Regions from separate parts of the Homo sapiens genome. Here all the other regions are linked to region 1. The links are chromatin contacts, found by Hi-C or POLR2A ChIA-PET in ENCODE. All regions are on one chromosome and are shown on one strand. The core of a region is the stretch at or near the end of the contact, and the rest is flanking DNA. Distances in the headings are between cores, read along the strand shown. Region 1 overlaps GUCY2C (guanylate cyclase 2C). Region 2 has its middle 130 kb from the start of ATF7IP. Region 3 has its middle 110 kb from the start of ATF7IP.

What was found. A loop is a pair of places that touch in the nucleus more often than their neighbours do. ChIA-PET counts read pairs that join two places held with the same protein, here RNA polymerase II (POLR2A). Pooled maps may share reads with other maps.
Region 2: a pooled map shows a loop between it and region 1 (5-fold over the local background). The contact joins two enhancer-like sites. A Hi-C loop is called at or near these places in 13 of 168 maps with a recorded cell type or tissue (B cell, CD4-positive, alpha-beta memory T cell, CD8-positive, alpha-beta T cell and 9 more), 20 of 37 single-sample maps with no recorded cell type and 19 of 50 pooled maps. POLR2A ChIA-PET finds 5 or more read pairs at or near these places in 2 of 52 experiments (activated T-cell and activated naive CD8-positive, alpha-beta T cell).
Region 3: a pooled map shows a loop between it and region 1 (8-fold over the local background). The contact joins two enhancer-like sites. A Hi-C loop is called at or near these places in 1 of 168 maps with a recorded cell type or tissue (ascending aorta) and 9 of 50 pooled maps. POLR2A ChIA-PET finds 5 or more read pairs at or near these places in 1 of 52 experiments (H1).

Annotation. Positions count from the first base shown.
Region 1 is chr12:14,642,051-14,647,120 of GRCh38, reverse strand. It overlaps GUCY2C (guanylate cyclase 2C), which reads left to right. Exons shown (of 27, transcript NM_004963.4): 16 at 1,806-1,892; 17 at 3,415-3,547. Among named protein-coding and RNA genes, the nearest start is that of GUCY2C-AS1, 21 kb to the left of the region's middle. RefSeq lists an enhancer at 2,722-2,801. Within about 2 kb of position 2,705, at least 4 of the 41 ENCODE cell types and tissues checked have a DNase peak (open chromatin) inside an H3K27ac peak, as active enhancers do; they include OCI-LY7, where a contact is called at or near this core.
Region 2 is chr12:14,236,779-14,241,848 of GRCh38, reverse strand. It overlaps the pseudogene MRPS18CP4. Among named protein-coding and RNA genes, the nearest start is that of ATF7IP, 130 kb to the left of the region's middle. RefSeq lists enhancers at 2,451-2,530, 1,685-2,624. Within about 2 kb of position 2,233, at least 19 of the 41 ENCODE cell types and tissues checked have a DNase peak (open chromatin) inside an H3K27ac peak, as active enhancers do; they include OCI-LY7, where a contact is called at or near this core.
Region 3 is chr12:14,255,316-14,260,385 of GRCh38, reverse strand. It overlaps the pseudogene GNAI2P1. Among named protein-coding and RNA genes, the nearest start is that of ATF7IP, 110 kb to the left of the region's middle. RefSeq lists a cis regulatory region at 1,987-2,916. Within about 2 kb of position 2,530, at least 40 of the 41 ENCODE cell types and tissues checked have a DNase peak (open chromatin) inside an H3K27ac peak, as active enhancers do.

The DNA.
Region 1 (5,070 bases), core at 1,456-3,955:
GATAATAGGACCTTTTCATTCTCTCTTCCACAAAAGGTTCTTTTCCCATGCTGTTCCCTCTTCCCAAAACTCTTGCCTCCCTTCATTTGATCTCAGCTCAACAGCCATTTCCTGAAGGAAGCCATCTTTAATCTTCATAACAAACCCCAGATTTTAGGGGTCAAATCCCCAGATTGTAGGCAATTTTTCTTCGTACTTATCACAGTTATAATCTTATGTTTATTTGTCTGATTATTTTATGAGTGTCAGTTTCCTTCACCAGACTGTGCACCCTATAACAGGTCCCTTATAATCCCAGCACTAACACAGTCCCTGCTCTAGAGATAAGACTCAATAATTTTAAAGAATAAATATGCAGGTCACCTATTAAAATTGCTCAGAAAAAAACATATAAATCTGCATATACATTATGATCCCACTTTTATAATATTTATTACATATACTTTCCATATCTACATTAAAGAAGACTAAAAGAAAATACCAGAATGAGAATAAATTAGATGGTGCAATTAGCAATAATTTTATATTCTTCTTTTTTATATTGTGCAATTTTTTCACATTTTTTATAGTAAACTTGTATTCCTTTTATCATCAAAACAGAATAATATGCTTTTTACAATTTGGCAGATGAGAACAGGGTAGGATGGGTGAATGGTGCGCTAAAGGGAGAGAAGGCATAGAAAAGAATTAGTCTGTCTGCCCATAACTCCCCTCTGTCAACTTGGCCTGGTACCCACAGCCCAACCAGCCTTATCTGAAATGATTAAGGACTTTAGACCCCTCCTTGGAAATTCTTAGTACAGTGCCTGAGTTAAAACTAAAAATCAAACTGGGCTTTTTCCTAAAATAAGAAACTATTGTTATCAGTTAGAGTCCTGTTTAGAGTTCTACCGTGAAGAACAGTTATGTATTAGCTTAATTAAAATCCTGCAACTTGGTAGAACCATCATCATATTAAAATAGTGACTTGAAAATTCCAGATATAGGCGGGGCGCGGTGGCTTGTGCCTGTAATCCCAGCACTTTGGGAGGCTGAGGCGGGCAGATTGCTTGAGGCCAGGAGTTCGAGATCAGCCTGGCCAACGTAGCGAAACCCCGTCTCTAGTAAAAATACAAAAGTTAGCTGGGCATAGTGGCATGCGCCTGTAATCCCAGCTACTCAGCAGGCTGAGGCAGGAGAATGGCTGGAACCCCGGAGGCACAGGTTGCAATGAGCTGAGATTGTGCCACTGCATGCCAGCCTGGGCAACAGAGCAAGATTCTGTCTCAAAAACAAAACAAAACAAAAAAAAACAAAGAAAATTCCAGGTCATACAATTCACAAAAAAATCCAAGATCTCTCTTATTGACAGAGGACTTAGTAAACTCAAAAAAAAAAGAGCAATTAAGCTAATTTATATAACTGATTATGTGAGTAAAAACACAAGCCTAATGAAGGAATTTTCTTATAGCAATTGCCTGTTTTAAAACATGGGTCCAATTTAGATGAGACAGAACATGCAGGGCAGTCACTTGTTAAGCAGTCTCCCCGCCTGCTGCTTATTCCTCTACACCTGTCTGATGGAAGAACTGAAATTTGGGATGCTATGGGTACCTCCTGCTCATATCCAGGTGGCAAAAACCACCCAATGCTTCTTATGCAGAAAAGGAAAAAACACAGGTTCATGAAATCCCAGACAATGGAATTCCAATTTGTTCCTGATCCTAAGGTTTCATAATTTGAAGATCATTATTTGTTTCATAATAGTCTCTCCACAATATCCTTTCTTGCAACAACTTTTCTTCTTCTTCTTTTTTCCTATTCAGGAAGTTTTAAATGACACAATTTCCTACCCTGATGGCACATTCATGGATTGGGAGTTTAAGATCTCTGTCTTGTATGACATTGCTAAGGTAAGAGAAACACACACACAGAAAATATGAAAATTAAATATAAGAAAACAGATCTAACAAGTTATTCAACCTTCTGTGCATTGGTTTCTTCATCTGTAAAATGATAATAATAGCTATGTCATAGGGTTGTAGGATTTTAGGTTATGAGGATTTTGTGAAATAATGCACGTGCTTATAACAAGACCAGGTACAAGTACATGTTCAATATATATCTATCAGTTATTATTATTTTATTATATTCTTTGTAGTCTGGGTGTGAGGCATGCAGTTTCACAGATTTTCCAGAAATCAAAATCATATAAAACTACAAGAAAGACAACTGGGCTGGGCGCAGTGGCTCAAGCCTGTAATCCCAGCACTTTCGGAGGCTGAGGCAGGAGAATTGCTTGAACCCACGAGATGGAGGTTGCTGTGAGCCGAGATTGAGCCATTGCACTCCAGCCTGGGTGACAGAGTGAGACTCCATTAAAAAAAAAAAAAAAAAAAAAGACAACTGAATCCTCAACTTTACAAGAGAAAATCTTAAGTACAGGAAACCATCTTGCAGGAATCAATAATAAATGTGGACATGCATATTTTGAGACGTGATAGGAAAACAGAGTGGACACCAGTAACCAGGGCCTCATTCAAGAATGAAGACAAGTTGGTTGTGAGAGGGAGCTGTTTGATACAGTCTTAACTCACCTGAAAGTTATATGGGTTCAGAATCAGTTTGAAAAATGTGTTATGAAAATCGATTTGCCACACACGTCACTCCTGTGATCCAGGCTGAAAATCAGCTTCAGCTGAGACACCCTCTAACCACAAGAGAGAAGCACATCAGCCAAAAACAGGCTTCCTCTTTTTTTATTTTTTTATTTTTTGAGACGGAGTCTCACTGTGTCACCCAGGCTGGAGTACAGTGGCGCGATCTCAGCTCACTGCAACCTCGGCCTTCCAAATTCAAGCGATTATCCTGCCTCAGCTTCCTGAGTAGCTCGGCCTCCCAAAGTGCTGGGATTACAGGCATGAGCCATCACGGGGGCCAGGCTTCCCCTTTTGAAACAGAATGAATGAAACATTGCTTCAAAATAGGATGAAACCACTTCCACTTTAGGAAATAATCTAGCCTGGCACCCTGCCCCTTTGGAAAAGCAAGGCACTATTATTCATATTTTTATTTTAAATTCATGTAAAACAGGACCAGAGACCTACCCAGGGTCACAGACCAAATAAGTGGTAAGCAGAAACACTTAAAAAAAATCAACCCTTTGCCTCATATTATACACAACTACTTAAGCAGATATTTTAGACAATTCCCTTTTACTCTGTCATTTAAACAGACTTTGAAACTAGATATAAAGTGTAGGCAAATATTAGGGCTTCAGTAATATTGTTAAGGTAAAAATAGTGGGACTAAAATTAAAATCTGATGGTGTGACCATCTGCTGAAATGGTTTCCAAATGTCACTTTTTTCTTTAAAATAATCAAGCAGCTGAAGTGTGTCACATTTCTGTTTTTCTATCATCTAAAAAATTACAGGGAATGTCATATCTGCACTCCAGTAAGACAGAAGTCCATGGTCGTCTGAAATCTACCAACTGCGTAGTGGACAGTAGAATGGTGGTGAAGATCACTGATTTTGGCTGCAATTCCATTTTACCTCCAAAAAAGGGTCTGTAATGAATGAAATGTTCACTAGTTTCCTAACTGATTTTTTTTTCAAACCCATGTAGCGTGGTCAGGAAATTGTAATACTGATCAGAAGATAAGCACTTAAAGCCACAAGAGACAACAGCTGGCTCATTCTCCAGAACTTCACACTTGTCAGTCAACGAGTATTTCCTGAGTTAAACAAATGTCCTCTGTGGATTTCCTTCATCCATGCGTCCCTTGCTACACTGAGAAATCATGAATAACTTAATGGCTTGTGGGAGCAGAACTAGCTGAAAAAAATATAGAAGGTTAGAGCAGGAAGAGACCTTAGACATCGTCTAATTTAAGCTTTTTCCTTTATAGAGGACAGCACTGAGACTCAGATTTGTCCAAGAAGGTAGAGTACAAACCAGAAGACCCATTTCCCATTCAAGACATCATTCATTTATGTGTGGTAATAAGAAATGTTAAGGAAAAAACTCTAACCAGTAAAATATATTCTTACCTCTTTCAGGATTGTGGTGAGAGTCAAAAAAGATAACATAAAGAAAACGGATTTGTAAAGTATAAAGGGCTTTTCGTGTTGAACATTTACCCTTTCTTGACTATGACTCACAGTTAAACAGACTCAGATATCTAGAACTCATGTTGCCTTAAAATACTACCTAGATCCAAACACCAAATTATATTTCTAATTCAACTTTGCAATCCTTTCGTTTTTCCTTAATAAAAGGAAAATTGCGATTCTGTCCCTACATCCACAGCCATTTCAAGCATAATATGATATTGAACTCAATCTAATAATTTCTTATTGAAGACCTGTGCCAAGCCTGGTTCATGACATAGTAGTACAAATCGTCATCAGATAACCTAGCATGACACAAATCAGATAAATTACAGGTCAAATCCTATCATCTTAAACAGCACTCGCTTATACCTACCTACCTATGGCATCAGTTACCTAAAATTTTAGCATAAGTAGATTTACTTACCTTTTCTACAACCCCTAACCTTTATGATCAACTATGCATGAATCACAATTCACAAAAATTCACAAGACACAAATTCAAAAAGGTGATGTACATTTGGACAGAGAACCAAATAAGGAAAGTGTGCATCATCATAAACATATTATTGCACCTAACAACATGAAACTATACATGTTTCATTGAAACTGGTGAAGGTAAGTCTTAAAAAGTTTATAAGGAGCTAGGTGATCCTGAAAAACTTACGAAGCATGTTGAAGAAAAATTAATTGCATGCCCGTTATTACTAAATAAGGTGTGTAATAAGGATTCAAAACTCGAGTATCTATAGGAGCTAAATACAGCATTGCACTCATGTGAAGTGAGTGAACTAGATGTAAGCACTAGGGAGTGGCAGGGACAGGAGTAAACTGTGAGTAAATTACATGCGATACTTTTTTAAGAATACTGTGGGAACCAGCAAAAACACCACTGTGGACCCTAGCTGAGTTGCAGGCTGCCAGTATGTTATGCCTTGAAAATATCAGCCATAGTCTCTTTGTCTTAATGTACTGTC
Region 2 (5,070 bases), core at 984-3,483, 400 kb after region 1:
TTTTTTTTTTTTTTGAGACTGGGTCCTACTCTGTTACCCAGGCTGGAGTGCATTGACATGATCATGGCTTACTGCAGCCTTGACCTCTCAGGTTCAGGTGATCCTCCCACCTCAGCCTCCTGAGTTGCTAGGACCACAGGTGTGCACCACACTCAGCTAATTTTTATTTTTTATTTTTTTATTTATAAAATATATTAATTAAAAAAAAACAGAGATAGGGTCTTGCTATGTTGCCCAGGCTGGTCTTGGTTTCCTGGGCTCAAGCAGTCCTCTCATCTCAGCCTTACAAAGTGCTAGGATTACAAGTGTGAGCCACCGTACCTGGCCTAGTCAGAAGATTTAAATAACTTTTTTTTTTTTTTTTTGAGATGGAGTCTCACTCTGTTGCCCAGGCTGGAGTGCAGTGGCACTATCTCGGCTCACTGAAATCTCTGCCTCCCGGGTTCAAGCGATTCTCCTGCCTCAGCCTCCTGAGTAGCTGATATGACAGGCATGTGCCACCACACCCAGCTAATTTTGTATTTTTAGTAGAGACAGGGTTTCACCATGTTGGCCAGGCTGGTCTCGAACTCCCAACCTCAGGTGATCCGCCTGCCTCGTCCTCCCAACATGCTGGGTTTACAGCCATGAGCCACCATGCCCAGTGCTTTGTTTCTTAAGTTGTGTGGTCGGAAAAAGGTTATTCTTTATTTTTCCTCTCTAGCTTCAAGGTCCTCTTATCTGTTTTGTGTCCCAGGAGGCAGAGGCTGACCTACATGACCTGCACCAATGAGCTTCCTTGCTCTCTGGCTTCCAATTGGGTCCAGCTAGTAGGGATCGTAAGGAGATGGGGAGGGGTAGAAGAGTAAAGCTGGGCTATCATCCTCATGTTTCTCTTTCGTTCAGGGTTTTCTTATTTACTTAAATAGTCTATGTGAACATGGAGAAAATATGGCAGACACAAATCCAGTTCTTGACACGGGTGTGGTAAGAGTTGGGGGTGGGGTAGAGGTGCTGATATGAGTGCAAGGGAAGGAAAGAAGAAAGAGAAAGCCAAACCCAGAAGGAAAAATAAAAGGATGTAAGGGTCAGATCCGGGCATTTTATGAAAGCTCTCTAGTGAATTCTGTTTTTCATCTAGACAGAATCAGCCAATGCAAACTCTTTGAGGCAGAAGGAGGCCAGCATGGCTGGGCTGGGTGACTGAGGGGCAGGATGGTAGGAGTAGAGGTGAGAGGTGGGGTGGGGACACTGTAGGAAACAGGATTTGGCTCTTACTCTGATGTCTGGACTAACAGCGTTTTGCTAATCTCATCCATAAATTCTCTTATCACTTGGGAGGAGATTTGTCAAACTCTCCCCTCCCCTTCACCGCCACCCTTATGGGGTTAGTCTCACTGTGCCTGGGGCTAAGGAGTGGGGCATTTCTAACCCTCGGCATCTGCGCAAAGGGCTGATGGGTAGTTTCCAAGTCAGAACTGGAAGAACAAGTCAAATCTGGGTTGCCAGTCAGGTGGGATAAATAAAGAATGGGAGCCAAGGTAGGGAGTCAAATGCAGGGCTTTAAGGAACCACGCCAGACAGGAGGGAGGGGCAGCGGTGCAGGCCAGCGGGAGGGAGGGATTCAGGAAGTGAGGCGCAGACATGGCAGTTTAATTTATCTTCATCACAAATCTTGAAATCACTGGAGCAGCTACTTGCCCTCTTACAATCTAGACATCAATCTAGAGTTTCAATTTCCTCTTACCAGTCTTCTATTTTTTCATTTGTAAGATATTCCCCTTGATAAAGAAAAGAGAAGTGAAATTGTTAAAATACCAATTTTCTTTGTTTGTCAGCGTCGCCATCTCAGTCCATTCTCTTCCCACAGCCACAGCAATCTTTCTAGTAAGCAAAGCTGATTGTGTCTGGCTCTCTCTCACATTTACAATAAAATCTAAACTTTTCTCTCTTTTTTTCTCTTTTTTTTGGGGGGTGTCAATAAACCTTCCCTAATTTTATCCCCGCCCCCTTTTAGAAAACGTTCCTGGATCATCGCTGCATTTTTGCTATTCCTTTCTGTAACCTTGCCATTCAAAGAGATGCCATTTGCGGTTACAGCAGTTTTTCAACAGTGGCAGTATTTGAGGTCAGATAATTCATTTGTCGTGGTTGGCTGTCTGTGCACTGTGGGACGTTTAGCTGCATCCCTGACCTTTACCCACTAGCTGCCAGTAGCACTCCTCCAGTGGTGACAAGCAAAAATGTTACCAGACATTTCGAAATCTCCCCCGGGAGCGATATTGCCTCTGGTTAACCATTGGGATAGGGTGTGCTGTTTCATGTCTACCCTCCCCTACGCCTGCTCCTCTTTCTGCAGGCAGTGGCCTTCTCCCTGTGGTTATCCTGGCAAACGCAGGCTCATCTCTCAAAATCTCTGCTCCGTGCTCCCTCCCTGGTGAAGCCTTCCCCGTCTGTCAAGGTGGAGTTAGGCAAGTTGGCCCTCCCATTTAGATGGCACCTTGCTATTAGAGTCAGATCGAATTGTAATTCAATGGAGTTGTCTGTTTCCATCTCAGGCTGAGGGTTTAGAAGGTCAGATTGTTTTTTAGTATTTTGTCTCCTGTACCCAGTTAAGTACCTGGGCCAGAATATTGACATCTAGGTGTATCTTTAACAATTTATGTTTCAATGTTGGAAATGATTAAAACAGTTTAGAAATAACATTTAAAGGCAGATTAATTTTTTTTGCCTCATAACTGATATGATGTCTGTGATATCTAGATTTTAATAAGCCACCACATCTCACATATGATATTTTGTATATGATTTGTGAATAGTTGCCTCTAGTTATTAAACTTGTTTTTGTCAGGTCGGGCCACACAGTCCCACGCCTGTAGTCCCAGCACTTTGGGAGGCCGAGGTGGGAGGATCTCCTGAGCTTAGGAGTTTGAGATCAGCCTAGGCAACATGGTGAAACCCCATCCCTACAAAAAAATATAGAAATTAGCCAAGGGTGATGGTGCATGCCTGGAATCTTACCCCAGAGGCTGAGGCAGGAGGATCACTTGAGCCCCAGAGACGGAGGCTGCAGTGAGCCAAGATAGCACCGCTGCACTGCAGCCTGGGTGACAGAGCGAGACCCAGGTCTCAAAAGAAAATAAAAGAAAAAAGAAACAAATAACAAACTAAGACACAAACACACTCATTATCCTAGGCCTCATTAGGCGATAGAAATTTTTCAGCCCCGTTGTAATCTGTTGTATTTTCAGTCCGAATATCTACTGAACTGTCATGTGTCATGTGAGTGTACTCTTGAATAACCACCTGCATAAAGCCACGCTATTATTTGACAATAATTTAGTATTTCTGCATTTTTAGTTATTTAGGACCAACTATACTTTAAAACGTTATTCCATTTGGGAAGCTCATTATCTATCAATAATAATTGTGAAAAATATTTTTAACATTTGATTTTTAAATACCTTACCAATGCTGCCATCTCCTGGATGCTTTTAAGCACTGTAACAATCAAGGAAGCTTACAGTTCTTAATAGTGGTTTCCAAAAATAACATGATATATGCCTATCAAAAGCTTTTATTTTTTGCCCCGTTCTTTTTCTTTTTATTTTTTTGGTTAGTTTGCAGAAGGCCTGTATACATTTTTACTATTTGCTCCATAAAATAGTTGACTATCTACCTACCTTTCTAACCTCCCACCGCTGGAGACAGAATGGTGTAGTAGTACTGTAGTGTAAAGTGATTATGCTACTTTTATTTTGCCTCTCTAGACCAATATCCACCCTTCTCTACTCTGCTTTGTGTCCTAGGAGGCAGAGACTGACCTATATGGAATGCATCAAGAAGCTATCTTGACTTTTAGCTTCAAATTGGGTCTGGGCAATGGGAAGCACTCAAAGGAAATTAAAGAGAAAGAAGAGCGTAGAGCTGGAGAGTTTATCCCCCCCAGCTCCCTTCTTATGAGGTCCCAGGGCTCTGTCCCTTCAATGAAGGTCATATCCCCAACAAGAGCCCTTACCAAAATAGTTCACTCTATGTTAGGGAAATAGTATTTACATCCTTTCTATATCTTTCAGGCCTAAAGATGATAACAGTACCTAAATGTTGTGAAACCCAGAGCACTTTGCTGTCCCCTGGGGTTATCCTACATTCTGTCCATACCTTTTAGATGCTCCTTTTATTAAATAGCTCCTTAAATTACCTAGCTTGAATATATTTCATTTCGTCCCGACCAAAACAATGAGAATAATGATAGCACTTAACTCAGGCTTGTTACAAGTGTTAAGTAAGTTAAAACGTGATTAATGTTTAAACCATGTCTAAGAAAAGAGATAAAAATGAAAGCAATAGGAAAGAAAATGATAGTGATAGGAGACAAAGATGATCCAATACTAGGATAATTGCTATTTGTTTAGTGGTTAGAAGTTCCCCCAAATCAAATATTTCTATTGAAATTGTCTTTAAATAAACAATTCAGAGATAAAAAAGAGAAAAACTTTTGTTTTAACTGTAAAATAAGTTTATTGGTGGTAACCTTATATAATTTTATTCCTGATAATTGATGTTACAAACTTTGGGGTCTTTGAGGTATGCAGTATCCTTGTATGTAACTTGCATAAACCCCATTATTTGAGCTCTCTTAATTGCTTTTGTGATTTCTTTCCGTGTCTTCCCACAAAGACCTGTTACGTGCCTTCCATAAATGCATCCAGTAAATGGAGAAATAAAATGAGACAAAAGCGGTACATTCTTATAATTTACATGCTTTCCACATGATATCTATGTTAAGCGTGTCTATATAAGAGACCACCTGAGCAGGCTTAGTGTCAGCAACAAGGCTGTTTATTCACTTGGGTGCAAGTGGGCTGAGTCCGAGAAAGGAGTCAGTGAAGGGTGGTGGGATTATCACTGGTTCTTATAGGTTTGGGATAGGCGGTGGAGTTAGGAGCAATTTTTTTTTGTGGGCAGGGGATGGATGTTACAAAGTACATTCTTAAGGGTGGGGAGGATGTTACAAAGTACATTCACAAGGGCAGGGAGGAGGTATTGTCACAAGGAGGGGGTGGGGATGTTACAAAGTACATTTACAAG
Region 3 (5,070 bases), core at 1,281-3,780, 390 kb after region 1:
TGCACTTTGTTGATTTTATTTCAGCCAGATAACAAAGAAAGATCCTATACAACAAATGTTTCCCCTTTGTTCCCCGCCTTGTAAAGAGTCATTTCTCTATGGAGAAAGACTCCCCTTTGTGCATTCCCTAACCCGACAGGCCACGGGGATTATGAAGAGCGAGCTCTCTGGAGCTGTTTTCCTGGTTAGAGACATTGTTCTGGAAAGCAGACTGGGTTGCCATGGTGACGGCTCCCGGGGCCTCGCCCTGCCCCTCTCCACCCCGCCTGCTTGTGCTGCCTCCTGGTACCCCGCCAGGCCCGATTTCAAGTGTTCCTCCCCGCACAGCACGGAAATGGCAGGGAAATTCTAAACTCTTTTTCCCAGAGTGCCTCTGGGGGCGAAAGGCAGAAAAAAAAAAATCCCTTGTCAGACCGTTCTGAATTGTCCTTGAAAAAAACAGGCATTAGATTGAAAGCTTGTTGAAGGCAGGAACCAACCATGTTCTCATCACTGAACCAATTCTTCCCCTCTCGCTATGACCATCTTCCCCCAGCCGGAAGTAGGCTGACACGTAGTAGGATCTGAAAAAGGGTTTATAATCCGTTGCCAGTGAGGTGGCGGGTATAGTATCAGCTTAAATGTATGGATTTTGGAGCCAGAATCTTTACCTGCCACATTATAGATGTGTAACGTTGGTAAAGTACCGAATCATTCCAAACTTCATTTTCCTCATCTCTAAAATGGGGACAATAATTCCTAACTTGGAAATGTACGGTGTGTATGTTATAATTTAAGATAGGAAACACTTGGTACTGCCTGGTTTATAGTGAGTTCTCAGTATTATGGTTATTACTGTTTTTTAAAATTTATTTATTTATTTATTTTTTGAGACAGAGTTTCACTCTGTCGCCCAGGATGGAGTGCAGTGGTGGCATCTCGGCTCACTGCAACCTCTGCCTCCCTGGTTCAAGCAATTCCCCTGCCTCAGCCTCCCGAGTAGCTGCGATTACAGGCGCACACCACGACGCCCAGCTAGTTTTTGTGTGTTTTTTTTTAGTAGAGACGGGGTTTCACCATTTTGGCCAGACTGGTCTCAAACTCCTGACCTCAGGCAGTCTGCCCCCCTCGGCCTCCCAAAGTGCTGGGATTACAGGCGTGAGCCACCACACCCAGCGGTTATTACTGTTATCCTCTCCAGCCTACTGCATCTTCATGTGGGGCAATTCATTGTTCCCTACCAAAAAAGAAACAAATCCTAAAGAAAGAAAAGACCTATCAGAATCCCCAGCAGTCCAGATCTAATAGTTAATGAAATGGACGTAGAAGAGCTTCATGAGTTACTTATTTGTGTAATAAACATTAAATAGAAAATGTCAGCAACATGTTTCGTGTGTTTGATTTTCGCACATTAATAATGTAGAGTGGATTGTGTTCCAATTTTCCATCTATGTATCCATGGTAAAAGGAATAAAATAGCATTTTCACATCTTTCAGCTGATCTTCTTCCTTTTCCCTTCCCCAGTCTCTTAGGAATATTTCTGAAACCTACAGCCCTGCTTATAATTGAGCCTGTGCATGGGAGAGTCGTAAGCTCCATGCCCTGCCCCCCAGCTCGCACCAGGGCTGACTTCAGTCAGAGAAGCCCTGGGTCTGGAGGCATTTAGTGCCTCTGGAAGATTCTAAACATCTTTGGACACTTAGGGGAGAGGGAATTTACACACACACACAGTGTCCCACCAGGCCGACCTGGACTTTGTGTACAACTCCTAGGAATTTTTGGTGGGGAAGGGCTGTACTGGTTCGGGAAGGTTCTGAGCCAAACTTGGCCACAGGCAGTGCACAGCCTCCACAGCTGCAGACCACAGTTCAGTCTACTAGACAGTGTTAGAGGAGCCATTTCAGGGTGGGACTGATCAGATCTTAGGAGGTTCTGGCACTTGGGGGAGGGGAGCGGAGGACAGGATTATCATTCCATTGTTACCTAATACTGCTGTGTCTCTTAGTTGAGAAAGGCATGTACGGCTTGTATGTATTTCTGGACGCAGATGAAAAGAGAATGTTGACAGTATTGGGTATGGGTACTGCCATTTCATGCATAGGGCTGAAGGAGGTCCGATAATGACTTGTACAAGTGCCACTTGTATGTGGGGCGCTCCCACAACGCCTATGTTCAGTGTATTTTGAGGTTGTGCAATACAGCAAAGCTGTTGGAAAGGTGGTGTGAACTGCAGGGTGTGAAGTGCTGTTCCCTCTCCTTCAGACCCTCTCGCACATTCCCCCCCCCACCACCAGGCACACACATGAAACTACAGGAGACACATAATCCTCCCCTCCCCCAACATTGCAGACAGCTTTCTCTGAAAACTGATACCCTGAGGCCCTTTTTCCCTTACCAGCCACAATTAGGAGCAGCAAGACAGAAAATGCGGACTGGATTATGGCACAGAGACAGTGCTGTGTGATTTCTCTTTCTGGAAGAGGCCACTGTCCACGCTCCAGGCCTTATATTTCATCTGACTTTGCCACTACTGGCAGCAGCTTTAGGCTCCAGCGAGTCCAGGCCAAATCCAGTTCTTTCTGCGAAGTCCATGCTGGATTTTCTCTTTCACCCTAGTGAAGTCTCTGCCGAGGCTGTTGTTCTCAATCCAGCTCAGAAACTGGCTCAAACCGCCCTGAACTGGATTTGGTGGCTGTTGAGACACAGTTTCTGCCTCTTTGTTAGGGCGGATCCGGCCTCATTCGCGCTTCAGTTTCCCTCCCTCCTGTTTTCCCAGAGTCATCTACAGCCATTCCCCTCCCCCGGCCTCTCCAGTTTGGCATTTTTTTTTTACCCTTCCCTGGGCCAAGACCCCATAAAGCAGATTAAATTCTTTAATAAAAAAGTGGATTTAGATTGTAAACCTTCTGCTTTTATTACATTAAGTTCTGCTTTCCTCAAAGTTGTTATCTAACCAGTTGACATGGTGCCCTTAAAATCTTGGCTCGCATCCTAACCTAGAAATAACTTTAATTTTCACTCTGGATGGGAATAACTTTAAATTTCCCATCAAAGACTGAAGGGCTTTGGTGCAGTACATTGTTCATTTCCGTTTTGTAACCATATTTAAATTAAAACAATTTATTCATTTCTTTGCTGATAAATGACATAGTATGTGTAGAATTTTTAAAACAGTCACCTATACTGGCTTGTCTATTGCAACTGTGCAATTCCTAGAGGAAGAACTAAAGAACTGGGATGTTTTTGGTTTTCGAACCTGTAATTGTAACCCTGAATCCGATTCTATGAATTGTACAGTGACGAAGGCTGTTGGGGGAACACGTGGGGACCATTCCTGACAGAATACCGGTGGACACAAAACTGGGAATGTGACGAAATAAGGAGGATAGGACACGCCTGGGTTTTTGCAAGTTCCCTTTATAGAAAATTTAAACATTTCTTATGTTTTGGAACTAGATAGAGGTGACGGTTCCATAACACTGTGAATGAGGTAGATGCCACTTAATTGCACACTTTAGAAGGGCTAGTTTTATGTTATGTGGATTTTGCTTCAATAAAAAAGGGGCTTTGTTTTAAGAATTTCTCATTTTCTTTTTGTGTTTTTTGAAAATTCAGAGAAGAGACAGATAATAACCCTAATCTGGGTGTGGCTTCGTTGCGTGCTTCACGACTCTCTGGTCTCCCTCTGCTGGCCAAACTGCGCAACATGTCACCATGTCCCAAGGCCTCTTGAGAATGTCTCAATTTTATGTCGAAGCACAAATGCAAGGCTACGTTACTAAGAATCACTCTCCAAACCTGGTTTCATGTGCATTTTACGTGTGCAATATACTGAAAGAAGAATCAGATGTTTTGTTTCTATGATGTTACATAGGATTAATTATATATTAACGATTTAAAATTTGCCCCTAAGTCTCAAAACAGAGACAAAACCGTTGTCATTTCCCCTGGGCTTAAAACCAGAGTGAAATTGCTCATTTAAGTGTTTAGTTTCAGTAGAGCATAAAGCCCTGGAAAAAAAACAATTACAACAGTAGATATGGAAAAGCTATTTTTGTACACAGGAGGGGAGGGGTTGGCTTTGTCTAGTGAGTCAGTACGCTCAGAAGGATGTGGGTGCCGGTTTGGGCTAAGATAATCTTCAAAATGTATGTTAAAAGGACGTGAATTCATCAGTTGAATTTGTTTTTGTGAGATTTAAGAGTCATCAGTTATTGTGGGAAGGCACACAGTATATGCTACACGGGATTTTCCAAAATGTTCAGTATCAAAGGGGATTCAAGAAGGGTAGAGGTCAAGCCATCCAAACTGGCCCTCTGATTCTTAGAGATGCTTTTATTTTAGGATCTTTGCATTTTTCACTCCACCTTGAAATCTCCACCCTCCCCCCCCACCCCTTATTCCTCTCTCCTTTCACTGTCCTCTGAGTTCCTCCTACCCTCTGGTCAAGCTTTGCCTTCCTCAGAGGCCTTCCTGAATGCTTGGTCCAAAGTAAATTCCTTATACCTTCTTATCATCTTACATGGCAACCTCTTTTTTTCTGTTGTAGCACCACTGTAACTTACAATTATATATATTTGTTTTCTTGTACATTGGCTCTCCCCCTTCACCCGCAACTAGCTTTCTAAGTACCCTTGGGCCGTGTCTGTCTGATCAAAACTGTATAACAAGCATAGGACCTGGCAAAATGTTAGCAAGGAGCAAATATTTGTTGAACAGATTAATTAAATTCAAATATTATTTCTCTGGTCCCAGTCCACTACTTTCTGGCTTCTTCTTTTATACCAGTTAGTTCTTTTACGATTCAGTCTGTTTTCTTACTCTTGTGAACTTTCAGGAACAACTGATTTATTTCAGGGTTCCTCTTTACATAATGAGAGCTACTGAGTAGAATAGAATCTTCACAGCTTCTGGGGGGTACCAGAAAGATGCCCAGAAAGGGGGTACCATGGCCATTACTGGCACCTCAGACAAGGGCAGGCTTCAAACAGGGAGGCCTGTGGCAACCCCTCCCCTATGTCTGAAGCTGAGGGGATGGGGGAGCTAAGAACAAAGGAAAGAAGAGAAAAGTGTCCAGGGAACAGGTGGGG